Regions from separate parts of the Mus musculus genome. Here all the other regions are linked to region 1. Evidence: chromatin loops called from intact Hi-C (ENCODE). Cell type or tissue: heart. All regions are shown on one strand.

Region 1 (8,000 bases):
AGAAGTTGAACACCTTAGCTTTACAGAGGATGGCTCTATACCCTGATGCGCTGACACTTCTGGGTTTCCTGGAATAGGGAACTTTCCATTTCAAAAGGCAAAGTCAGTCTCAGGAAACCAGGAAAGAATTGGTCACTCCGGCTTTTCCTTCCCCTGGCCTCCAGATGATACACTTCACCGGCACCAACCGGGGTAACACGGTGATGCCAACACACTAGACTTAGCAGTATGGATGGATGAAGAATTCTTGGCCAAAGACAAAGAAGTCAAGAACAGTTGACTGTCTGGGCTGGCCCACGTAAATCAATCACAGAATCTCTTAAGCAGCCAAGAAACCCAGAATGAAGTATAAACTCCAGTGGATCTCTCCGTGCGCATCTCAGTGTTTTTCAACTGATCTGTTCAAAAAGACCCAAAAGCATCAAAATATCTGGGAGCATGTTAAGAATATTCTCAGATCTCAACCTGTGAGATGGCTCAGCGGACAAAGGTGACCAGTGGCCTGAGCTTCATCCCTACGGCCCACATGGCGGAAGAAGAGAAGACTCCAGCAAGCTGTCCTCTGGCACGAATACAAAATAAACAAGTTGTGATTAAAAAAAAAAAAAAAGAGTATTTTCAGACCTTATCCCAAAACCGATGGGGATCAGAGATTTGAGAGGGCAGCCGGCAATCTGTGTCTGTACAACCCCTGTACAGCAATTCTGGTACACAAAGGAAACGTTTAAGAAAGCTGGGTTCACATACTCACATCTTGTCTGCCCTGCCTGAGAGTGACATTTAATGGGTCAGTAAGATGCTCCAAGAGTTCAGATGTGTCTGGCTTTTACATTTTAACTGTCAAGTGAGGCAATCAGAATTTTGTATCACACCATCAACAATGAATCTCTCAAGCTGCCGGGTTCACACCTCCGGCATCAGTGCCCAGCAGGACCTGGCAGTGCTGTCCTCTCTGCTCCCCTGGCTCCTCACAAATGCATGTCAATTGCGTGACAGCCCCATTTTCAAATGGTTTTCTCTTCCTCCTCATCTTCTGCATCCTTTTGCTTGCTCTCTTTCTCTTTTAAGCTCCCCCTCCCCACCCCATCCCTGGTAGGCTATAACTTTTTCTATGCGGTTCTCTTTATCACTAAGAGCAAAACAGAAACACAAAGAAGTAATGGGTGAGGGAGGGGGTTGAAATAGAATTTAAAAAAAACCAATTTGATCAATATGAGGAAAAAGTCCATTTGGTGCCCTTGGTGATATCTTTGAACCTTAAAAATAAATTAAAACAACAACAAACCAGGCCTGGAAAGAACTTATGTTTGGCATGGGTAGGGCCCTGGGGTCAACCTCTAGCATGCATGTTCCCTGCCTCCACAAACAAGCAAAACCTGAGTAAACTTACAGATACATATTATGAAGGTAAGAACTGAATCAACTAGCCTCCTCTCTTACGTGTAAGATGAAATGATTACTAAAACACATTTGTTTTCTAAGGATTCCCTGCACAAAACAAAAGAAAACAAAAAGCATGATGTTTAAAAAAAGAACGCTGGTGCCCATACTCCTGTAATCCAGCTCTTAGGGGGTGAGGCAGACCGGGCTACAGAGCATGACCTTGAGAGAAAGGCGGCAATCAGGATGAGTCTACCTAAATCAAGGTACAAACTTCAACAGTATTGCATAGGAATGTGTGTGTATAGTAAATTGTAAAGACAAAACAGGAAATAGGCCGGGCATGGTGGCACACGCCTTTAATCCCAGTACTCGGGAGGCCGAAGCAGGTGGATCTCTGAGTTCAGAAAGGCCAGCCTGGTCTACAAAGTGAGTTCCAGGACAGCCAGGGCCACACAGAGAAACCCTGTCTTGAACCCCCCCCCGCCCCCCCCAAAAAAAAACAGAAAACAATCTCAAAAACAGCTTTTTAATAGTAAGTGGGTAAGCACTTGCCTAGTACACACAATGGCCTGAGTTCAGTCCCTAGAAATACACACACACACACACACACACACACACACACTCACTCAGGAAAAGTTTTTAATGGTTAACTATGCAGAGGGAAGGGACAATGTCTGGGAGGGATAGAGAATGATGTCATTCCAAGGACCTGATATATTCTTTTTCTTACTCAGCCATAATGTTAGAAGAGCCTTTGCTTTATAATTTATTGTATGTATATTACAAAAATAGATAAACTTACGCAAACATGTAATTTAGCAGGGCGAGAAAGTTCATTGGCTGTTTCAAGTCTACAAGCCCCGGGGTTATGGTGTGTATCAGGCCATGCGAGATTAAAGAAAAAGAAAGCCTTTAACTTGAGGGAGGGAGGAGGAAACACAAAGAACAGGCAAAGCCATTTACCATGAGGAAGAAAGCAGAGGGACTGGGGGACATCAGGCCTCTGGGTGAGCTCCCACTCTCTTTTGGAAGAAGACAACTACTGCAGTTAATGCCCAAGCTTGGTAAGGAATGCAACAAGGGGTTGGAAAACACGCTAATACATTAGGCGGGAGGGAAGCACCACTTGTCGACTATTAAATAATTTATCCCCAAGACGATAAAATCTAAAATTACAAGTCTGACCCTCTCACACGCAGCATGCACTTGCTGACCCCTCGCCCCTTCATGAAGGAAGCCATGTTAAGGGTAAGAGAGCTGAAAACACTTATTTCTGGGTGCAGACGCTACCAAATCTCGGCAAACTATTATCACAGAGCCTAGACTAGGCCTTGTCTTCAGACATTATGGAACTAGTAAAAAGTTACAAAAGTAACATTTGTGCTGGCCTTGGGGGGAAAAACACACTGAAGAACCGTTGAACCTGTATCTGGGTCATATTTAGTTTAAATTCCGACACTGCTCTCCATGGTGCAGTCCTCTGTAAGAGGGAGACTTTCTTCTAAAAGGTACCAAGAATCCAAGGTACTTATGCACTTTTAAAATCTGTAAGCAACCAAGGCACAACTTTGCAAACTTTTTCATGGTACTGAATTATTTACGCAGCAGTTAAGTGTTGTTTCAGTTAGGCTTACATTGAACAAAACTACCGATTATTATCACTTGGTGTTCATGGTAACAGTCAAGTGTCTTACTCTAAAAAAGGCCCCGTGGCAGGCAGGCAGGCAGGCATAAAGTTAATTTTAAGCTTCCGGAATGTCTTACTCGGAATACGCTTACCGACTTTTTTTTTTTTTTTTTTTTTTTGCTTTTATCCCATTTTCTGCCCTCCAATTCCACAGACCCAACTTTCTCCTGGTGGTCACACAGAGGAGCCTCTCCATGTTCCCTTTCTAAGAAGGCTCCAGTCTGGTGCCTGGATTTCCCATGACTCTTCCCAATCCCTTCACCTCTTTATGCATCTTCTAGGTTAATTCTTCCATCCAGTTTCAGATAACTGTGGTTAACCAGCTGGCCTAATAATTTCCTCTCCATTACGGTTACATTGAAAACCCACCCCAGGTAAAGGGAAGGAGGGTGGATCTACATTTAATTTTATACTTATGCACCAAGCTATTTGATTCGTGCTTCGTTGGTGTGTCCCAAAACAAGATCTTAAAGGTAACTAACTATAGGCCCCCAAATGACCTCCATCCAAAAGAATTCCCTTCTCCAATACTACATTGGGCACTCCCGGTTTACAACGGGGAGGGCAGTTGCAACAAATTAACTCTCCAGCAGAAAATCAGCGCTGTGGGGGAGGGAAGGAAGGGACTAGAGGTCCGAAGTTCACCGGCTGCTGAAACAAGACTTGATTCAGCATGGGCACGTGGTCTGACCAGGTTGGGGTGGCCCAGGCGAAACCGTAGGGATGGGTCGTGGTCCAGAGAGAGATAGACGTAGGGCATGGCCTCTGACTCACCTACAGATAAGTAATCACCCAGCCACAAGTACCAGCCGCCTTGGATTTAGTTTCCACGGAAATTTTGGAGTTTCGGCTCCAGGGCCACTAACAGGTAAAAGAGACCAATCTGAATTCTCTCAAAAAGGAGAAAAGGAGGCTAAGGATAGAAAGGCCACTGTCCCGCCCTCTCGCCATCAGGAGTTAAAGGTGTCAGTCCCCTCCAGGCAGCATCGAGAGCAGCTGCCGAGCTGGGCAGGGCATGAGTGGGCGCGGAGAACCCGGTCCTAGATGCTCCCAACCCCCCGTGCGCCCCTGGTCCCCGCGTCCCCCGCGTCTCACCTGCAGCCGAGTGGCCCGGGAGCGCGCGGCTCCGGGCGCGGCGCGGGCCCCCAAGCTCGCGGCGCTCTCGCAGCTCTTCCTCCTCGTCCTCCCGCCGCCGGCCCTCAGCCATGGGCGAGGCGCCGCCGCGCAGCCCAGGGACGGCGGGCGAGCTGCGGGCAGCGGATGGCCCTCGCCAGCGCGCTCGGCGGGGAAGGAGGGCTCCACCTGCAGCGCGGAGCTGGGGCGCGGGCTGGGCCGAGCTCCCCGCCTTCTGGGCACGCACCGGCGGCCTGCAGCTCCTCGGCAGCTCGCTTCCCGTCCGGTTCCCTTCCCCGCCCCACAGAGGTCCAGCCTGGGATCGGGCGGGCTCCCGACCGGCCTCGCCTCCTCGGGGAGGGGTTTCGGGCTGCTGAGGCCGCCCTCCAGCCGCACAAGCTGGAAACACCCCCACAACCCAAACAGACGTGCACAAAATAAATAAAGGGGTTGGGGAGTTGAGAGAGAGAGACAAGGAGGCTTGGCCTCTTCCTGCCCTTTCACAATATTCCAGAGTCAACAGGAAACCCATTCGCTTGACACTTAAACAAAAGGGGGAGGAACCGGTTCCTAGGCGAGTCTTGGAGAGATGCACAAACTGGGAGAGGCTGAACTTCACTTGGGGCACACCACCTAGAGTTGAGTCTAGACTCTAAGAGATCTCTGTCTCTCTGTCTCTGTCTCTCCTCTGTCTCTCTGTCTCTGTCTCTCTCTCTCTCTCACACACACACACACACACACACGTCTTAATTTGGCCTGAAACTCCTGATCATTCTGCCTCTTAAGTGGTGGAATTACAGTAGTATGCTACCATATCCGCCCCCCCCCCTTATATCACCCCTTAAAAAGTACCTCATTAGGGAATAGGTTTTTTGGTATTACTGTTTTCCTTTTTTGGTAGTCAAAGTACTCTGTGATACATGTCATAAATTAGTTCAAAGGCACAGAGTGTGCAACAGCAAGGATGAGCCCCATGTACGCTATGAACTTTGTGGGCGATAAAGATGCGCCTGGAGCAGGATTAAGTTTATTAGTTGTAACAAATGTGCCCCGATATGGAGGATGGTGGTGAGGAGGGAAGCTATGCATAAGGGGGTCAGGGAGAGCATTTGTACTTTCATTTCAGCTTTACCGAGAACACAATACTGGTCTAAACAGTACAGTCTAATTTCTTTTAAATACTAGGTAGGACTTGAGGTTGGGGGAGGGGGGTAGAACAGTTCCCCAGTTTGGGTGAAGCTTATCTCTGGCACTGTAAAAAATAAATACATAAACAAATGAATAAAGCCTCCCAGTATTCAGTTAATTGAGGGTTAGGAGAAGGCCACCATCCCTAGAAGTTCAGGGAGAAATGTGTTAAAGGAGTTCCATACCCAATGATTTGTAGAGAGGTGATTTGGCCAAGTGGTAGGAGAGCTGGCTCTGAAGTCAGAGGCTGTAATTTGAGGCACTTAACTGCGGGACCTACCCCCTGCACACTGCTCCAAAGCTGGAAAGAGCAATGTAACAAAAGTCATTGTACATACCTATCACACACAGCTAAAGTTCTGTAGGTGCACATACATAATTTCACACCGAGGGACAGATTCTGGAATGTCACAAAAAGATACTGAAACAGCAGGCAAGAATGCTCCCTTAGGAAAGGGCTGTGTGGGATGAACAGGCCTTTATCTGCAGCCTCTGGCTCTTGTTCTGAGAGCTTGTGAGAGCCCCCAGTGTTCGCAGTGCTGGAAGAAGAAAGGAAGAGAGAGGTCACTGAGGCAGAGGCGTTGCCACTGTTGCTTTACCTCCTCAGTGGTAACTGTTGCTGCCTGAGAAAAACTATTTCTGTTTTTAGGCAGATAAGAACAAAATTCAATTTTAAGAAATTGAGGTCAGATCCACAAGTTAAAACACCACTTCCGCATAAGCAGTTAAATAAGTGAACTCTTGGATCGCTCAGAATTAAAACGGGGAGAAAGAATTCTGACCTCAAAGGGTTGTCCTAAGTGTTGGGGATCACTTTACGTGGAAGTGTGTCTATCGCTGGCCTTCAGGAATGAGGAATAATTTGGAGGTCCCTCTCTGACAGCAGCATGCCTATTGGGGCCAACCTGCAGTTACCCACACCCTTAGTTTGGACTCCCTGAAAAACGTGCTGGATCGCCCACGCAATCAGAGTTGGGAGATCCACATCCCTTGGGGCTGGTTGCACGCTTACACTCGCATTAGGCTAACATGATTTCTAAATACTATGTGCCAAGAAACACCCCACAGGTTCCCTTGAGGAGACCAAAGAACCAAGGACTCAGACAGTTACTGTCAGAGACGACTATTGTAGTGCTTGTCATATGTGTTTTTGCTATTTTAAATGAACATGATACATTCTTTGTCCTCCAATAAAAGAGGCAGATGGTTGTGGAAGGCCCTCCTCAAAGGTTGTGATTATTGCTGCATTTTGATCAGAGCAGCAGGATCACCCACAAGCAACCCTCAGATTGGGCGTTGTATTAGTCTGGGTTCTCTAGAGTCACAGAACTTATGGAATGTCTCTCTATATTGAGGGAATTTATTATGATGACTTACAGTCTGTAGTTGAACTAACACAACAATGGGCAGTGGTGAATGGGAAGTCCAAGGATCTAGTCGTTGCTCAGTCCCACAAGGCTAGTAGATTCCAACAGATGTGCTGGCAAATAAATGCAAGTAGGCAAAGAAGAGTGAATCTTCCTTCTACTGTCCTTATGTAGGCCTTCAGCAGAAGGTGTGGCCCAGATGAAAGGTGTGTACCACTACACCTGGATTTGGGACCTGCTTTGTCCTGGGATGACTTTGAACTCAGAGATCTCCTTGCCTCAGTCTCCTGGGATAAAAGTCCTGTACTACCTTGCCTGGGCCTAAGCTTTTCATAGCCACTATGCCTCAAGATCTCCATGCCAAGATCCAGGCCAGAAACTTGTGTCTTCCAGCCTCAAGATCTGGATCACAGGTGAGCCCACCAATTCTGGATTGTAGTCCATTCCAGATATAGTCAAGTTGACACCCAGGAGTAGCCATTACAGGCCTGTTGGTTTTCTGTCATGGAAAGGGGTTGAGTGGGTTGTTACACTCTCAACCACTCATGCCTATGCCCCGGTGGTATGTAATCCTGCCACAGCCGCACGTGGTCTTCAGAGGTTCTGTCATTTATAGGAGGTGGAAATTGATCAAAAGGGGAAAAAGGAGCAGGGCGTGGTGGCACATGCCTTTAATCCCAGCACTCGGGAGGCAGAGGCAGAGTTAGAGACCAGCCTGGTCTACAAAGTGAGTTCCAGGACAGCCAGGGCTACACAGAGAAACCCTGTCTCAAAAAAAAAAAAAAAAAAAAAAAGAAAAAGAAAAAGAAAAAAGGGGGTGGGGGGAGAAGGACTCCATCAACACAGCTGCCAGAAGTTGTCATGCACGCTGGAGTAAGACTTTTTGGTGATGCAGTTCCTTGGGGACACCTGTAAGTCACCCCTGGCCTGTGCTCCTATATGTAAGTGCAATAAGCTGATTGGCTCTTTAGGCTATAGGAGGGTAGGATCATGCCATTGGTTGATCCTTTGGTGCCTTGTCTAGGTAGACTAGATGTTTGTTTGAGTCTCCCCAGGAGAAGTTAATGTAACAAAGACCTATCCAGTTGACCACAAAGCAAGGCAAAGGTTAGGAAATCCCACAATAAATATACAGCCTCAGACAAGGATAGTGAGCTAATCCTATGGAGAAGTTGGTTTTATGACTGACTATCCAAGTACAAAAGAAACCGGGGGTGTGGTGGCACTTGGGAGGCAGAGGCAGGCAGATTTCTGAGTTAGAG
Region 2 (8,000 bases), 68 kb before region 1:
TCTACCACATCTCTCTCTCTCTCTTTGTTAATGTTAAACTTTCTCCTAGTCTATTTGTGCTTTTTTTTTTTTTAAGATTTGTTTATTTTACTTTTTTGTATGAGTACACTGTATCTTCTGGTGTATCTTCAGACACACCAGAAGAGGGCATCGGATTCCATTACAGATGGTTGTGAGCCACCGCGTGGTCGCTGGGAATTGAACTCTGGACCTCTAGAAGAACAGTCAGTGCTCTTAACTGCTGAGCCATCTCTCCAGCCCCTCTTTGTGCTTTTCAAGACACTATCCTCCAGAGCCCACTCTCTGTTAGAGCTACCATCTAAGTGCCATGTGTGCTGCTGCTCTGTCATCTGGAGACACACAATGCCCGGCTCTTGTCAACTGTGATAGATAGACAAGGTGACTGCTTGATGAAGGCAGTGACTTCCCCTTATGCAACTAAGGACCCTTTATGGGGTGATCTTTTAAGGCCACACAAGTCTCCACTCCCCAACAACTCCGCAGAGGAGTTAACTGCCACTGATGGTCCTCACCTCAGTCAGCCACTGCACAGCGATGTGTCCTTCCCACTACCATCCTTTCTATGTGGATTTGAAGAATTCCAATATGTTTTATATCCAGCAAGGCAAGGTGGTATGTGCTTTTAATCTCAGCACTCAAGAGGCAGAGGCAGGAGGATCTCTGTGAGTTTCAAACCAGCCAGGGTTATAAAGTGAAATCCTATTTCAAATATAGTCATACAAATAAAATATATATACACACACACACGTAGATTTAAAATCCATTATCCTTTTTTATTTTTTTTAAGACTCAAATCATAAGCTGGCTGTCAATCCCTAGGGTCCTCCTGTCTTCCCCTTCACAGAGCTGGGATTACAAGTCCCTACAGCCATGCCTGTTTTTTGTTTGTATGATTTTTGTTTTTGTTTGTTTTTTTAAAGACAAATGCTGGAGATCCACCTTGGGTCCTTACTAGTGCAGCAAGCACTTTTATGTGACATCTTACCCAAGCCCCCAGTATATGTATTTTTCCAAGATTTTCTCAGTTGGGCACTATATTAGTTAGGGTTCTTTAGTCACAGAACTTATGGACAACCACATGCACACCTACCACATGCACACCCAACCATATGCACACCTACATATACTCATATACATGCACAGCCATACACATGCATACCTGCACATGCACACACACACACACACACACACACGCATAATACACACACAAATACATAATGATATAGTAATAATTTTTATGTCTGTCAAGACACAGGACCAGCCATACATAAAGAGTGAATTATAATGTGTATATTATACCTAAAGAAAGGCCAATATTATAGACACTCAGCTATGTTTTCCCTTCAGATAGACTCTCACTGATTTGATTGAAAACTATTGAAAGATGATGTCTACTGTAATTAGGGGAGCTTTCAGAGATTTTTTTATATTTATTTATTTTTATTACATATTTTCCTCAATTACATTTCCAATGCTATCCCAAAAGTCCCCCATACCCCCCCCCCCCACTTCTCTACCCACTCATTCCCATTTTTTTTTTTTTTTTTTTTTTTTGGCCCTGGCGTTTCCCTGTACTGGGGCATATACAGTTTGCGTGTCCAATGGGCCTCTCTTTCCAGTGATGGCCGACTAGGCCATCTTTTGATACATATGCAGCTAGAGTCAAGAGCTCTGGGTTACTGGTTAGTTCATAATGTTGTGCTTTCAAAGATTTTATAGTTTGATTCACCGAGTTCAATACAAGTTAGGAATTGACCTTTTCAAAAAGCATTAGGGTATAGTTTACCAGTAAACCTAATGAATGCACTATCACTACTTTATCAGTCTCCATAAAATAAAAATTTTTAAAAAGCAGTGATATATAAAATAATGAGAAAATAATAGCAGAAAAATTACAGTTTTCTAAAATTTGATAATAATACCTAGAATAGCCTGCAAGTCTTACTTAAAAGAGAAAGAGACAAAGGTTCTACCTCTTCAAGATTGAAATTATTTTTAGAACTATTCTTTGGTGCTGGTGAAAGTTGGTTTTTGTTTGTTTTTTTAATGCTTTGTAGTTCTAAAAATTAAGTTAGGTGTAGTGATGCACACCTCTAACCCCAGCACTAGGGAGGCAGAAGCAAGCAGATCTCTGTGGGTTTGAGGCCAGCCTAGTATGTATATATATGAGGTTCTATGACAGCCAGGGCTACATAGAGAAATCCTTTCTCAAAAAAAAACAAAACAAAATACATTTTTTTTTTGTGAGGCAAAATGGTTCAGTAGCTAAAGGCATTTGTCATACAGTCCTGACAACCTGAATTCGTGTAAAGGTGGAGTGAAAGAACTAACTCCACAGAACTCCCTCTGACCCACGCATGCTGCAGCATGTACTCTCAAACGGTATACACACATCAGTTCCACATACCCAACAGTGAAATCTAGAAATATCTTCTGTGTTTCTATAGAGTCTCTGTCAATTCTGTCATCAGGAAAACAGCAATGTGTTGTTTTAAAATACTGGTTAGAAGGAGGAGAGAAAATTAAGTTATAAAAGAAAGAAAATGAGAAAAATTAAGTTATAAAAGAAAGAAACTGAGAATGCTTTATGCAGCCGGATCTGTTCCTGACAGCAGTCCTCAGTGTGAAACACTGTCCACGTATTCAGTGTCTTCAGAGGGTTTTGTTCAGAGAACAAATGACTTCCCTTCTGTGAGGCTCTGGCAGCCATAACCGAGTTCAAAATAACAGTAACCCTAAAAGGGACAGTTTCATTGCTTCCAAATAGTGTTTCAAAGAAGGACCCTTTAAGCAGAACCATTAAATACTATAAATTCATACCTGGAAGAACGATGCTCTGGCTTATGTCGCTCGTTGCGATCTGTAAAGAAAGGAGACAGTCACACGTCAGCACAGGCTTTAAAGCAGCTGTAGATTCCAGCTGCCACACCAGAGTCTCACAGATGACACTTCAGGGCAGCTCTGTTTTCTTCTGTGCAATGCTCTTCACTGGAGTTGAGAGGATCTGCCTGACATGGGCGTCGAAAGGGGACACGTAAAACTTTTTTGATGGGTTGGTAAAATCTACTCAGAAAGTGTTATTCATTTTAGAAGATCTTTGCTGTGTTAAAGGCTTTGCTAAAACTTAGCTAAAGAAAGTAAGGAAACTGAAAAGCCAGAGATTACTCAGCTCTAAAAAAATTATTCCATGAATCATGGTTGGCAGGAGCTTCTAACAGAATGGGAGGGAGCAAAAGGAGCAGCTGCCAACATCTGCAGACACACCAAGACCAGTACAGCCTTAACTCCCTCCCATCCAGAACATTCAAGAACGTTCTGTGGAGAGTTAGCTAAAATGTGGTACACATAAACATTCCAGTCATCACAACAGCGCAGGAAGGAACCGGGGCTGGAGAGATGGCTCAGCAGTTAAGAGCACTGACTGCTCTTCCAGAGGTCCCGAGTTCAATTCCCAGCTCACAACCATCTGTAATGGAATCCGATGCCCTCTTCTGGTGTGTCTGAAGAAAGCTACAGTGTAGTCATATACATAAAATAAATAAATTTTAAAAGAAGAAAGAAAGAAACCAGAGATGGTGTTAATTGTCCAAAAGTGCACAGGGCAACGCCCTAAGATGTCAACTGTGTCGGGGTGAAAAAGCCAGCAGTGTATAAAAGTTCAGGGGCTTAATTTGCTCAAAAGTAATTGTCTAGAATGTTACAAAATACTATGTATTCACCTGAAAACCATTTCATGCACAAGACACACAAAACATCCAATTTGCTCATTTGAGTCCAAGTAACAACTGTTCCTTTGTTTACCCTTCCATACAAGAAAAGGAAACCGAAGAAAGCCTCAGTGTTTACAAAAGTCACACAGAGAGAAAGAAACACAGTACAGTCCCACCAGACTTTAAAAGGAACCTATGAGAACACTGCCACATTCACTCTCCTACAACACCATCCCAATCGACGCTAACTTCGTAGAATGATTTAAGGACAAAGCAAAGGTTAGCTAATAACATCCCCTCCAATCTCACTGATGGTAGAGCAGGCCAGAGAGCACTGTACTCTAGGAGGAAAGGGGAGGGAAGGAGTGAGGCACACTGAGGTGCATGATGCTCTGTGTCTGCACCGGGTTTATAATAAAAAGAAGAGCTGTATTTGTTTATTCACTTGTTTAGTGAATAGACATGCAGCTTTCACAAGCATTTCACAGGCATTAGGTCCCTCCTGCCGTGGCTTCCAGGGACCAGACAGTCAGGTCAGCAGTCTTGCATGACAAGAACTCTCCTTGCTGTAGCACTTTTACCCACTTAGCCATCTCACCAACCCAAGAAATGCCCTTTTAAGCCAAAGAGCTAGCATACAGTAAGACACTGTTTTCTGAGCGAGTAGAATGTAGATTCATGGTAAAACATGTTTGTTTAGATGCTCTGCCCTCCAAGTGTACAATGGTAATGTTTCTGGTTCTAATTCCTACACACTGGGTGTTACTGTACCTTTAAAAAACAATCTTAATTTACTCATCCCACTCCTCCCTTAAGCAAAGCCAGCAGACTTTCCATAGTAACACTTGGCATACTGTGAATCTTAAGAGGGAACAAATCATTCTTCCAGCTTTTAGCTTGCTTGTTGCGTTAACAAAAGCAAAGCAGAAACGGGATAGAAGCTAGTTATCCCCATAACAAAGCAACAGCTCTTACCTTGGCTAGCCAGGAGCTAAACCTCTGCCCTGGCTGTCACTGCCCTGATTTCCTACAGTTTCCTTATCTAGGCATGTGCCAGCAGGATCCTCCACTAATCTTCCAAGGCACACAGCACACAGGAGGAGGGAGAAACAGAGTCAAGAGCAAGTAAACAAGTCTCCTCATCCAAGGGCTTCCCTCCAGGGCCCATTCTGATTGGCAGATGTGCTATGACCAGTCTGCACATCTGGATCATGGCCACTCAGGAAACTGGATAGCTCGCAACTCGCAACTCTCCTCCACACTGGGTTCAGGCAGGAAATCCCAGTCATTTCATAACTTTCAGCTCTAAGAAAACACAAATGCTTTCCTCTTTCAGAGTATCAAGCTGGTAAATACAATCCAAGAAAATGACCTGATTAACTGTTGGAAGACTTTTAGACGTTTCCCACAAGTTCACTTTGTGCTATAGATCAGACTCCTATGTCAATATATATGCAGTGTTTATAATGTCTTAGTCCTACAAACTGGCACAGTGAAGATTTGAGGATAAGATAAATTATCCATTGTTTACAATATCCCCAGATGCTCAACTTTCAACAACAATAATAAATTGAAACACACATCCTCACTTTGATCTTTTCCCCAAAGGACACAGATAAACACAGTTCACACTTGGTGATCATGTCATTTTTTTAGCTGGAATGCATATAAATATGTGGAGTGTGTGTGTGTGCGCACGCACACGCGCTCTCACGTGTGCATGTGTTTATCTGAGTCTTATGTTTGTACTTTTCAAATCGCGTTATGGTTTATGCACTTCAATTTTAAGCAAAGCAATTTTCACAATGGGGAAGAATATTGTGCAACTGTCAGGGAATATATTGTGATTATTTCAGTCCAAAAGCCAAGAGTGAACAAAACAAATCACGAGAGCAGATTCAGGCTCCACTTTCTTGCCAACAATGAAAAATTAGTTGGATAAAACCTTAAGCAGACAATGAACAGACTGACATCAAGCGTGGAAATTTTATCTTGGTTTTAAGCACACAGTGCTTAAAGAGCATGAATTTTACTTACTTCAAATCAAATACTTTCTTTCTTTTTTTTCAAGACAGGGTTTCTCTGTGTAGCCCTGGCTGCCGTGGAACTCACTCTGTAGATCAGGCTGGCCTCGAACTCAGAAATCCGCCTGCCTCTGCCTCCCGAGTGCTGGGATTAAAGATGTGCGCAACCATGCCTGGCAAATCAAATACTTTCTAATATGTTCTCCATTTCCTTAAAAACTTCTAAGGTTTAAATAATTATTAAAGAATGTATGGGCAGAAAGCAGGTTTCTGGACTCATGTATATTTAGCAATGATATGAATAACATTGAAGAGTTGCTAAAAATAAAAAGACCCAGATTAACAACTCCAGGTTAAACACGTTTCCCTTTCAAGACAACTTCTGGTTCAAGACAACATGGAGCACATACGTTTTAGTTCCATTCTAACAGCTGTGATAAGAACATGCTCAAGGTAAGTCTTAGGGATTTACTGCTGTGAACAGACACCATGACCAAGGCAAGTCTTATAAAGATCATTTAACTGGAACTGGCTTACAGGTTCAGAGGCTCAGTTCATTATCATAAAGGTAGGAACATGGTAGCATCCAGGCAGACATGGGGCTGAAGGGGCTGAGAGTTCTATATCTTGTTCTGAAGGAAGCTAGGAGAAGACTGGCTTCCAGGCAGCTAGGACAAGGGTCTTAAAGCCCAGTGCCCACAGTGACACACCTACACTAACAAGACCACACCTATTCCAATAAGGCCACTCCCTGGGCCAAGCGTATACAAACCATCACAGCAACTTACAGTTGAAAGGCTTTATTTGGGGCTTACAGTTTCAGAGGGTGAATCCATGACCATCATGGCAGGGAGCATGGTAGCAGGCAGGCAGGCAGGCACGGTGCTGGAGCAGGAGCTGAAAGGTTACATCCTGATCCACAGGTAGGAGGCAGAGAGAGTTAACTGGAAATGGTGTGAGCTTTGGAAACCCCAAAGCTCAACCCCAGTGCCACACCTCCTTCACCACATCTAATACTTCTGAAAGAGTTCCATCCACTGGAGACCTATTCAACTATACGTGCCTATGGAGGCCATTCTCATCCAAACCACCACCACGTATGATCCAATGTTCATGTATTCAGATAGTACACCACTTGTGTCCACTCTGACCAGGGTGGATTTGGGGGAATGACCACACAGGCCCTACTCATGACTCTGAATCTAAGATGACAAGCACTTTGAAATGTAGATGATACAAATGCAAGTGTCATCTTTTGCTTTGGTTAAAACTTAAGAGGGATAGCCAATGTAGATCTTGCAGAGTCTGTTGTAAGATATTCAGGCATTGATGATTCGGCTTTGATCACTTAACTTAAGAGAAAAATCAAACCTCATTGAGTAGAGAGGAGCTTGCTTTAGTAACTGCAGTCAGAAGTGATGGCTCTTATATTGTTCTTTGAAATTAGGGGAAGACTCAACCTCCAGAATGAACACAGGATAAACTCACAGCAGAGTGGGAAGCAGTAGGAAACAGTGTGAAGGAGATCTGCCCTACACCTCACACTAGAGTTTCAAAATGTCTATGACAAGAAGAATCTTTAAAAGGTTCTGTAGCATACTCCTAAACACTACCATCAGGTGCTCGAGTTCTGGCTTGAGTGTTTATATATGTTCAATTTTAAATTGTAGTGTAGTGTGTGTGTGTGTGTATGGTATATGTGGTGTGTATGTGTGTGCATGTATGTATGATGTGTACAATGTGTGTATGATATATATGGTATGTATGTTTGTGTGTGGTGTATGTGGTATATGTGTGTAGTGTGTGTATATGCATTCATATGTATGGTGTGATAGTATTTGTCTGTATGTGGATATGTGTGTGTTCACACATGTGTGGGCACATACATGCCATGACACATGTGTGGAAGTCAAAGGACAATGTACAGAAGTCTGTTCTCTTCTGTGTTGGGAGCTGGAGACTGAATTCAGGTCATCAAGCTTATCCATTAAGCTATCTCACTAGCCCTAAAAATGTGTGTGTGTGGGTGTGTGTGTGTGTTTATTTTATACAGGGTCTCACCGTATAGCTTTGGCTAGTTTGAAATTCTCTGTATAGGCCAACTAGTCATGAACTCCAAGTTGTGCCTGCCTCTGCCTCCCACGTTTACCGCCATTCCCAGCGTTAAAAAAACAAAAAAACAACCCCCCCCCAAAACTGCCTTACTATGTTGCCTAAGCTGGTCTCAAATGATATTCTGTTATTT
Region 3 (8,000 bases), 85 kb before region 1:
CTTGAGCACACCTGCATACACATGCATGTATCCATCCCCTACACTTAACCCAAAACGTGTAAATAACACTAAATAAATCTTACAGATAGAGGGGAACCAGTATCTATGACGAGAGAAACCTTTTGACAAAGATGGAACACTGGCTAGGACGGAATGGCGCAGAGACTAAAGACAAAGAGTTAGGGAGAAGTCATAAGGTCAGCATATGGGAATGTCTGCATGCAATTCAGTATGAGACGTTGCCTTTGAAATCACAATCCTTCTGACCTTCTTCTGACATGAGGTCATATAAACTCCCTCTCTTGTGTGTGTGTGTTCCAGTGCCTTACCTGTGTGTGTAGTCAATCCTCCTGCCTTAACCCCTGTACAGGCTATGTTTTCATTAATTATTTTAATTGTAATTATCTATTTATTGGGGATGGGGTAGTTACTCCCTCATATGGAGGTCAGAGGGCAACCTGCAGGAGTCATGTTCTCTCCTTCAACTACCTGGGTCCTGGGGATCAAACTTCACCTGCTGAGCCACCTTGTAGGCCCCAAGGTTATTTTCTTGAAGACCAATAAAAGTGGGGCTGAATATGTAGCTCAGTTGTAGAATGCAGGGTCTGGGTTTGACCCCCACCCAGAAGAGGCTTGACTTAAATGCTGGGATTAAGCCTTTTGTTCGTGCAAAGACCAAGAGAAGTGGCGAGAGATAACCCACCTCTACTATGAAGTATCCAGCGGCATTAAGGCTGCATAAGGACTCTGGAAGAATGCGAGGCTCAGGCCCTGTGATCTACTGTTGTTACATATGTAAAGTGGCTGAACTGAGTCCAGAAGTCTACGGCCCAACCTCAGTCCTGCCATACTCACTGTGTGAGCATATCATGCCAAGTAATGCCATTTCTGATACTATCAGGTAGTCTGATATTATCGGAGTGGATGACCTCTAGTCTAACTACAAAGTTTAAAAATTATGACATTTAAAACTGTAAGATTCAGTTTAAGTCTTCTCTCTCTCTCTCTCTCTTTGGTATTATGAGACAGGAATTTAAGTCTTCTTAATGCAAAACAATGACACAATCCAACACGAGCCAAGAGGCTCAGCCTTCATATTTATTAACTTCTAATTCTAACAAACAAAGGCCAGTGTAAATGTCCTTTAATTCAACCCAGACTTAAAAAGTAGTTATGATCTCACTTTACAGACAAGAAGGTTTATGTAGTTTGAATGTTCAGAGTCTTAGAGCCAGTGACGGAGGAGGAAGCCAGGGTTTGACTTTACTCCGGCTCAAAGCCCGAGTGCTTTTTGTGTTTCACCGCCTCACAGGAAGTCCACGCCTAACTGTGTGTGCACACCTACACACAGAGACCATCTTATAAAAGTATGGATTAATTGCCAAGCAGCCAAGAGAATCTGTTGTCTTTCAGTGAACATCCTATAGGCTAGAAGACTTAAATCTGAGGTGACAATGGAAGAAAAGACGGAAAGTGGAAGAAAGACTACCTTGAAGGGTATAAAGGGACGGGACATACAGTAACTAGTCAGCAGAGCACTTGCCTGGCCTGCACAAGGGCCTGGGCTTAGTTCTCAGCAGTGCATAGACTGAGCTTGGTTGGTATGTGGGAGGTAGAGGGTTGAAGATCAGAGTCCAACATTATCCTTGGCTACAGGGCAAGTTCAAGGTCAAGTCAAGTCAAGTCTACAGACCTTGTCTTGAAGAAAAGATTGATTGCATTTTGTTATAAGAAATCCTACATGAAAAATATTTTAAACTGTTGCTGGTTTAAGAAAACAAAATAACAACGATGTCTACTGTTCACTGAGGCAAGCGTCTGCTGCCACTGCCCATACGGGAGGCAGGCAGGCAAGTGATGCATCTTCCTGTAGGAGAGGGAGGGCGACAGGAGGGGTCTGGTTTGCCTGTAAACACTTTAAAACTCCATTCTGCTCTGTTTTCCTAATGTATTCATGGCATCCAAATCCATTTCAGAGTAAAACCTACAGTCTGGGAGAGTTTTAAAGCCTGTATTAAAAACGCCAGAAACGCCTTTGTTTCTAAGTTGCAATATTGCTGCTGTTGCTTCTTTTAATGGAATCATATCATCATGTGAGGCTGAAACAACCTGAAACCTCCTTAAGCTCTAAAGAAATGATGAGTTTTATTATGAGCATGCAAAGTTTATCTCTAGACTTCTTACAAACAGAAAAACACACACACATGAGGTGCGGCATTGGAGGAAAACGAGCCTTCCCACTTTTGAACTCCTCTCATTGTTTCTGTCTCATCTTTAAGCTTGGACTCTGCCTGCATCTGCACACACGTGCCAGCAATCCCAAGTCTAATGACTTTCAAGCCTGGAATAAAGCTAATTTTAAAGCTCTGAGTCTTCTAGCTTAAACTTGATTAAAGACTTGATTAGCAAATCCTGCAGGTTAGAGGTCCACCAGCTACATGCGGAAGGTGTGGGATCATGGGAGAGCCTGGCTCAAGGTGCGTGCCTGTGCTTCTCTGCTGGGCCTGGTGAAAGAGTTCTCAGAGAAACAAGCAAAGCACTAGCTGCAAGCAGCCTCCCTCCATCACTGCATGGGGTCAGCCTTTGTGACAGTTATCACCACATTGCTCAAAACCACCTAAACAATACCCCTAACAGGCTGGAGAACCCACACGGGGTCATTCCCAGAGTGACTCCTAAGATCTGAGTCCAGAAAGTATCTGATAATGTTTAGTGTCTTTTCTCCAAGGGTGTGTGTGTGTGTGTGTGTGTGTGTGTGTAGTCATTCTGTGTGTGGATTGAGTGGCGGTGAGGGCTTATTTCCAAAGGAGTGTGTGTGTGTGTGTGTGTGTGTGTGTGTGTGTGTGTGTGTGTGTAGTCATTCTGTGTGTGGATTGAGTGGTGGTGAGGGCTTATTTCCAAAGGAATGTGTGTGTGTGTGTAGTCATTCTGTGTGTGGATTGAGTGGCGGTGAGGGCTTATTTCCAAAGGAATGCAATCAGTTTCCTACGAAGTGGCCTGATTATACAAAAATCAGAATAAATGCAGAAAACCAAATCTTGAACTTTTTTTCAAGTAGCCTAAGAAAACATCTTATCATCAAGTCAAAAACCACACAGTTCCTTACAACCCAGCACTTCTGGTCCAGATTAAGCAAAGCACAGCAGCCGTGTACTGCCCCAGGCTCTTTTTATTATGTAGAATCTTATCGTGATCAGGCACCTGTCTCAAAACGGCAGGACTCTTCAGGACCACAATCAATATTAACTGTGCGGCTATTTATGACAAAAATGGACAAACAGCAATATCAACATTTTCTGACTTAGAGAGACGCAGAGTCCTGTCCTTGAGAAGCATTAATGACATCAAAACTCATGTAAGTGGGCTTAGTGGGCTTCTCCCAAGGTCCAAAGAGACGATGATGGCCAATTTTATGTATCAGTGTGGCTGGCTACAGTCTTCAGTGTTCAAATACAAATTTACATGTTCCTCTGAAGGCATTATATAGATAGGTTAAAAGCTGTTAATACTGGGAGGTTAGCTGTAAACAAGTCCAGATGGGCCTGGTTCACTCAACTGGAATGCCTCAAAGGGAGAGTAAGGCTTCTGGGGCGGAGAACTCTACTCAGGGGCAGCACCCTTGTAGCTGCGTCAGTCTGTATGGGAGAGTGCCAACTTGCTTCCCTCGAGGCCTGCCCTTTGGCTCTTCACTTGCTTAGTCAGCTCCTACAATACTCTGAGAGAGTCTCTGCAGTCTCTTCTCCCTTTTTGTAAAAGCTCTATTATGTTATTAATTCTGTACATGTGTGTGTGTGTGTGCATGTGCATATGTGCACTCCAGTGCTCTCGGAGGCCAGAGGCATTGATTCTGGAGTCATAGGTGCCCGTGTATCATCCAAGGTGGGTACCAGCAATTGAATTCTGGTCTTCTGCAAGAGCAGTATTCACTCTGAACTGATAAGTCATCTCTTTCCCTTCCCAATATAGCTATTAATACAGATACATATATTACTGGGCCTGTTTTGCTGACAAATATAGCAACTAGGGAAGTACCACAAACTTAAGAGGTAGACACTACACTTAGCCCTGTTTGCAGCAGAACCTGAAGTAAAGAAAGACCAAACTTGCCCAGGAAACCCAGCTCCTAAACAATGTGGCCAGGATTTGAATTCAGGCAGCCTGAACAGTGGCTCCATTCTACAGTCCCTTGGAGAACGGTTCTACCATTAAGGGGGCGCTACACAGTTGCAACAGGGCTTTAAAAGCTCATTTCAGAACAACCTAAAAAGTTTCCTTAACTTGAACACACATGGGTCCTATTTCAGATACAGGCCGGAAAGTATTGATTAGGAGTCTGAATTAAAATTTACAGGAACGGATAACAGAGGTGGGTGTGAGCGTGCTTCTAATAAATGTGAGTTATACTGAGATAGAATGTGTGTGTTTGGGAGATGAGAGATGAGAAAGACTGAATCCATAGCCTTACAAAATGATATGTAAGTACTCAGCCACTGAGCTACACCCTCACAAAAACCAATATTCTTGTTATTTTCTTCTGCTACACCCATAAATAATGCAGGGCAAAGGAACAGCTATTTATTTATTTATTTATTTATTTATTTATTTATTTATACAGTGAGAATGCAAACTTTTGGGAAACCCGCTGGGCAGCACAGATGCTCTTTGACTGTAATAGGTCATATCCAGTAAATCTATTGTAAATTGAATGGTCATAAGATGAAATGCTTTTTAAACCATCTAAGCGGGCTGAAGGGGAAACACTTGGAATAAAAGTGTGCAGATCCAAGTTTAATCCCGGGCTCCTGTGGGGAGGTGGGAGGCAGAGACAGGAGAGTCCCCAGGAGTTCCCAGCTATCTTCTGATCTCTACATGCTCACACACTTGCACACAAATATAAATGCATACGTGTGTGTGTGTGAACGTGTGCACACAAACACCCCCCTCTTCTAACCTGTTAAATATTACTGCTTAGCCTTATCTGAAAAGTTTAAGTCAACTCATTATATCAATACACACGGAGTCCTAAACGGCTCATTTGTACTTTTTGCTCTGTTAATTTCACTATGAGGAATTTATTATAAGAGATTATCAGAGGTGGACGACAAAGTGCAAATAAAAGACTGTTGGGAGGTGGAGAGATGGCTCAGCGGTTAAGAGCACTGACTGCTCTTCCAGAGGTCCTGAGTTCAATTCCCAGCAACCACATGGTGGCTCACAAAAAACGGTAATAGGATCTGATGCCCTCTTCCAGTGTGTCTGAAGACAGCTACAGTGTATTCATACACATAAAATAAATAAGTAAATCTAAAAAGAATTTACAGGCCTGTTCACAGCACTGTTTATTAACAGAAAGAAGCTAGGCGTGCTCAGGAGGGCTGAGGCTGGAGCACTGAGTTTGAGGCTGCGCGGTGAGACCCTATGGAAGGAAGAAAGGACAACGAGGGAGAGAGTGGGAGTAGCTGAACAGCAGCTAACAGGAGGGTCAACCTTGGGTAAACTACACCTGCAAGATGGAATACTACCAAGGAGTATGCTGTGGGGAAATGCTTACAGGCTACTGCTTTGTGAAGAACCATGTTAACAGATAATATAACGAGCATTCACAGTACACTAACATTAGCTACTATTGAACTGTTACTGATAAGCCTTTTTCTTGATTTTTTGTAGGCTTTCTACAGCATTTTTTATTTTTATAAAAAATTTTAACCATAATCTTAAGAATATGTATTTGAAGTGGGAAAAAAAATCATGAACTAATGAAATAAAAGCAACAGTTTTAAAATAGCATACTTATGAACCTCTTTCCATATTAAAGTCATAATCTATTTGAAAAGATAGAATCATAAAAATTACATTAAAATGTAATAATGATTAACTATGGGTAGGTATGATTAGATGATTTTGCTTCCTTTTATATACTTGTCTTTTAAAAAATCCCCATCATGAACATATTCTACCTCATAATTAGAATAAACACATGTAATTCCACTTTTTTTTTTTTTTTAAAGAGCCAAGGTGTTAAAGATGGAGCCCTCGATGGAAATGGTGAGGGTACAGTGCAGTCTCTGAGAACTTCCTCATCTGGATCTTCTCTTCAGGATGCAGTGGGCAATGGCTGCTGGTTTCCCTGCCTATCCTCGAACCTGCAGCACAGTACCTCTGGCTGCCTGCAGATCTCGAGTGCCAAGGACAGTTTTATCCTGAGGAAAGGCGTGCAGCTGAAGGAATGCTTGTTCTTTAGGCTACTCGGAAGGTTATGAGCCAGCTGGTACTTTCTCTCTATTCTTCTGTTTTCTTAATTACCAAAGGAAGGTCCTAATTTCCATCCCTCCTGTTCCAAAGGAGGGAGGGAGGGAGGGAGACAAGACAAGCCTTCTTGGACACTCATCTTACTTTCAACGCAGTCACAAGGCAGGTGCACTGGGATGATCTCTGCAAGGCTACCACAAGATGGAGAGCAGGAGAGGCAAACTGTCACTGGGGCTGAAGTTAAAGTTCTGGTGTGTTACGTACACAATTCTCTAAGCTACAGGAGAGTCCAGTGCTGGGTCCAGTGAGCTCCAGTCCTGGGTCCAGTGAGCCCAGTCCTGACCTCTGCTTTCCCAGGTTTTGGCTTCAGGGAAAGCATGGGCTCCTTACTGAGCCGCAGCTGCTGATTGTCAAGGAGATGGAGGTCTGAGGTTGCAGCCAACTGAATGTTTTTGTTTTGAACCAACTGTCTAGACTGAGATTCTCTAGGAATTAGTTTGCTTTTGTAGTTTATCGTTCCAACCAACATACTTGAAAAAGGTGTTCTGTGCTAGGCCAGTAAGGGGTATATTTAAATAAAATTTAAAGCCCCATTTTACAAGCATATTTATTAGTTGGGATGAACCATAACCTAAGGACAGACTGAGCCACAAGGCTGTACACCAAGCTCACTCAACCAAACTCTCTGCGATATTGGCTTCACAGTGTTGTAAATAACTGCTTCTAAATTATAGTACAGAAAGGTAAAGAACGAATATAAAATATGACCCAAGGGAAAGAGAGGAAAGAATTAAAGGGTCAGGAGTTCCATGTGTTCCCTGGACTGCTGAAAAATTGTGGCCATACAACCCTGTCTTGAGAGAACATAAATACCAGCCAGCTGTTTCAAAGCTAGCTGCCTGCTGCTTAATTTGCAACTTCAGAAAAGCTCCCAGGTAAGTTTGATGGCAGCAGCAGGTCAGCTGATAAAACGGTTCAGCTACCCAACAGACACAATATAAACGTTCATTCCCATCACACCGCAGGGAAATGCGAAAGTCCCATTTCTTAAAACCACGGTAAAACAGCACAATTCATATTATCTCGTCTCCCTCTGCAAAAAGGGCTCTTTCTCTCACAAAACCCCACATGCACTTTAATTTTTCACCTTGTCTCGAACTTTGTAGATCTTAGAGCAAAAGTAATGTTTCCGTTATAGCTCACAAAGCATAATGCCAAGAAGTAATTACACACAAGCTATAGTTTATAGAGGTACAGAAATCAAAACATATGGGAAGGGAAATGCTACAGAGTTACAGTAGCTAAGTGGAGCCCAGAAGAGCACAATGATTTAACAGACATAGTTAGGGAGAGAAAAGCAAAAAGCAAGGTAAATCTTTTGCTCAGACATTCTATTTAAAACCATAATGAGATGGTGGTGGTGATGGGTCAAAGAGAAACCTCAACATCAGTAATGGGTACCAATGTCTAGGACCAATCAACAACAGGTATCGATGCCAAGAACCATGATGGATGACAGGTGCCAGTGTGGAGAACCCTCAATGACAGGTGCCAACGGGGAGAACCATGATCAACGATGGGTCCCAATGCCGAGAACTAGGAGCCTTTGAAAGTCTTAATCGTGAGGTGCTTGCTGGGATGTTAACATCAACAGCTCTTAATTCTGTGTCCACTGAACTCTGTGCTGTAAATATTTTCTGAGTTGCACTGCAGTCCTTCCTAGGCACCATAACACCATGGAGGTATATGAA

What was found. A loop is a pair of places that touch in the nucleus more often than their neighbours do. Peaks named below come from ENCODE experiments on the same cell type or tissue, not always from the same donor. Only the 100,000 strongest peaks of a DNase experiment are listed, where the experiment ranks them.
Region 2: it touches region 1 in a loop (2.2-fold over the local background); 3 of 42 quality-filtered maps call a loop at or near these places.
Region 3: a loop joins it to region 1, with 2.0 times the contacts of the local background. A loop is called at or near these places in 2 of 42 quality-filtered maps.

The regions. Positions count from the first base shown.
Region 1 is chr3:85,967,590-85,975,589 of GRCm38, reverse strand. Sh3d19 (SH3 domain protein D19) reads right to left here and starts at 4,472. Exons shown (of 22, transcript NM_001082414.3): 1 at 4,166-4,472. In heart, a CTCF peak has its summit at 4,484; a DNase peak (open chromatin) is centred at 4,489; H3K4me3 peaks cover 1,832 bases; H3K27ac peaks cover 1,735 bases.
Region 2 is chr3:86,035,707-86,043,706 of GRCm38, reverse strand. It overlaps Sh3d19 (SH3 domain protein D19), which reads right to left. Exons shown (of 22, transcript NM_001082414.3): 2 at 2,842-2,881. Among named protein-coding and RNA genes, the nearest start is that of Prss48, 37 kb to the right of the region's middle. In heart, no CTCF peak of the experiment used is centred here; DNase peaks (open chromatin) are centred at 3,266 and 4,896; H3K27ac peaks cover 324 bases.
Region 3 is chr3:86,052,511-86,060,510 of GRCm38, reverse strand. All of the region lies in intron 2 of Sh3d19 (SH3 domain protein D19), which reads right to left. Among named protein-coding and RNA genes, the nearest start is that of Gm25188, 44 kb to the left of the region's middle. In heart, no CTCF peak of the experiment used is centred here; a DNase peak (open chromatin) is centred at 3,650.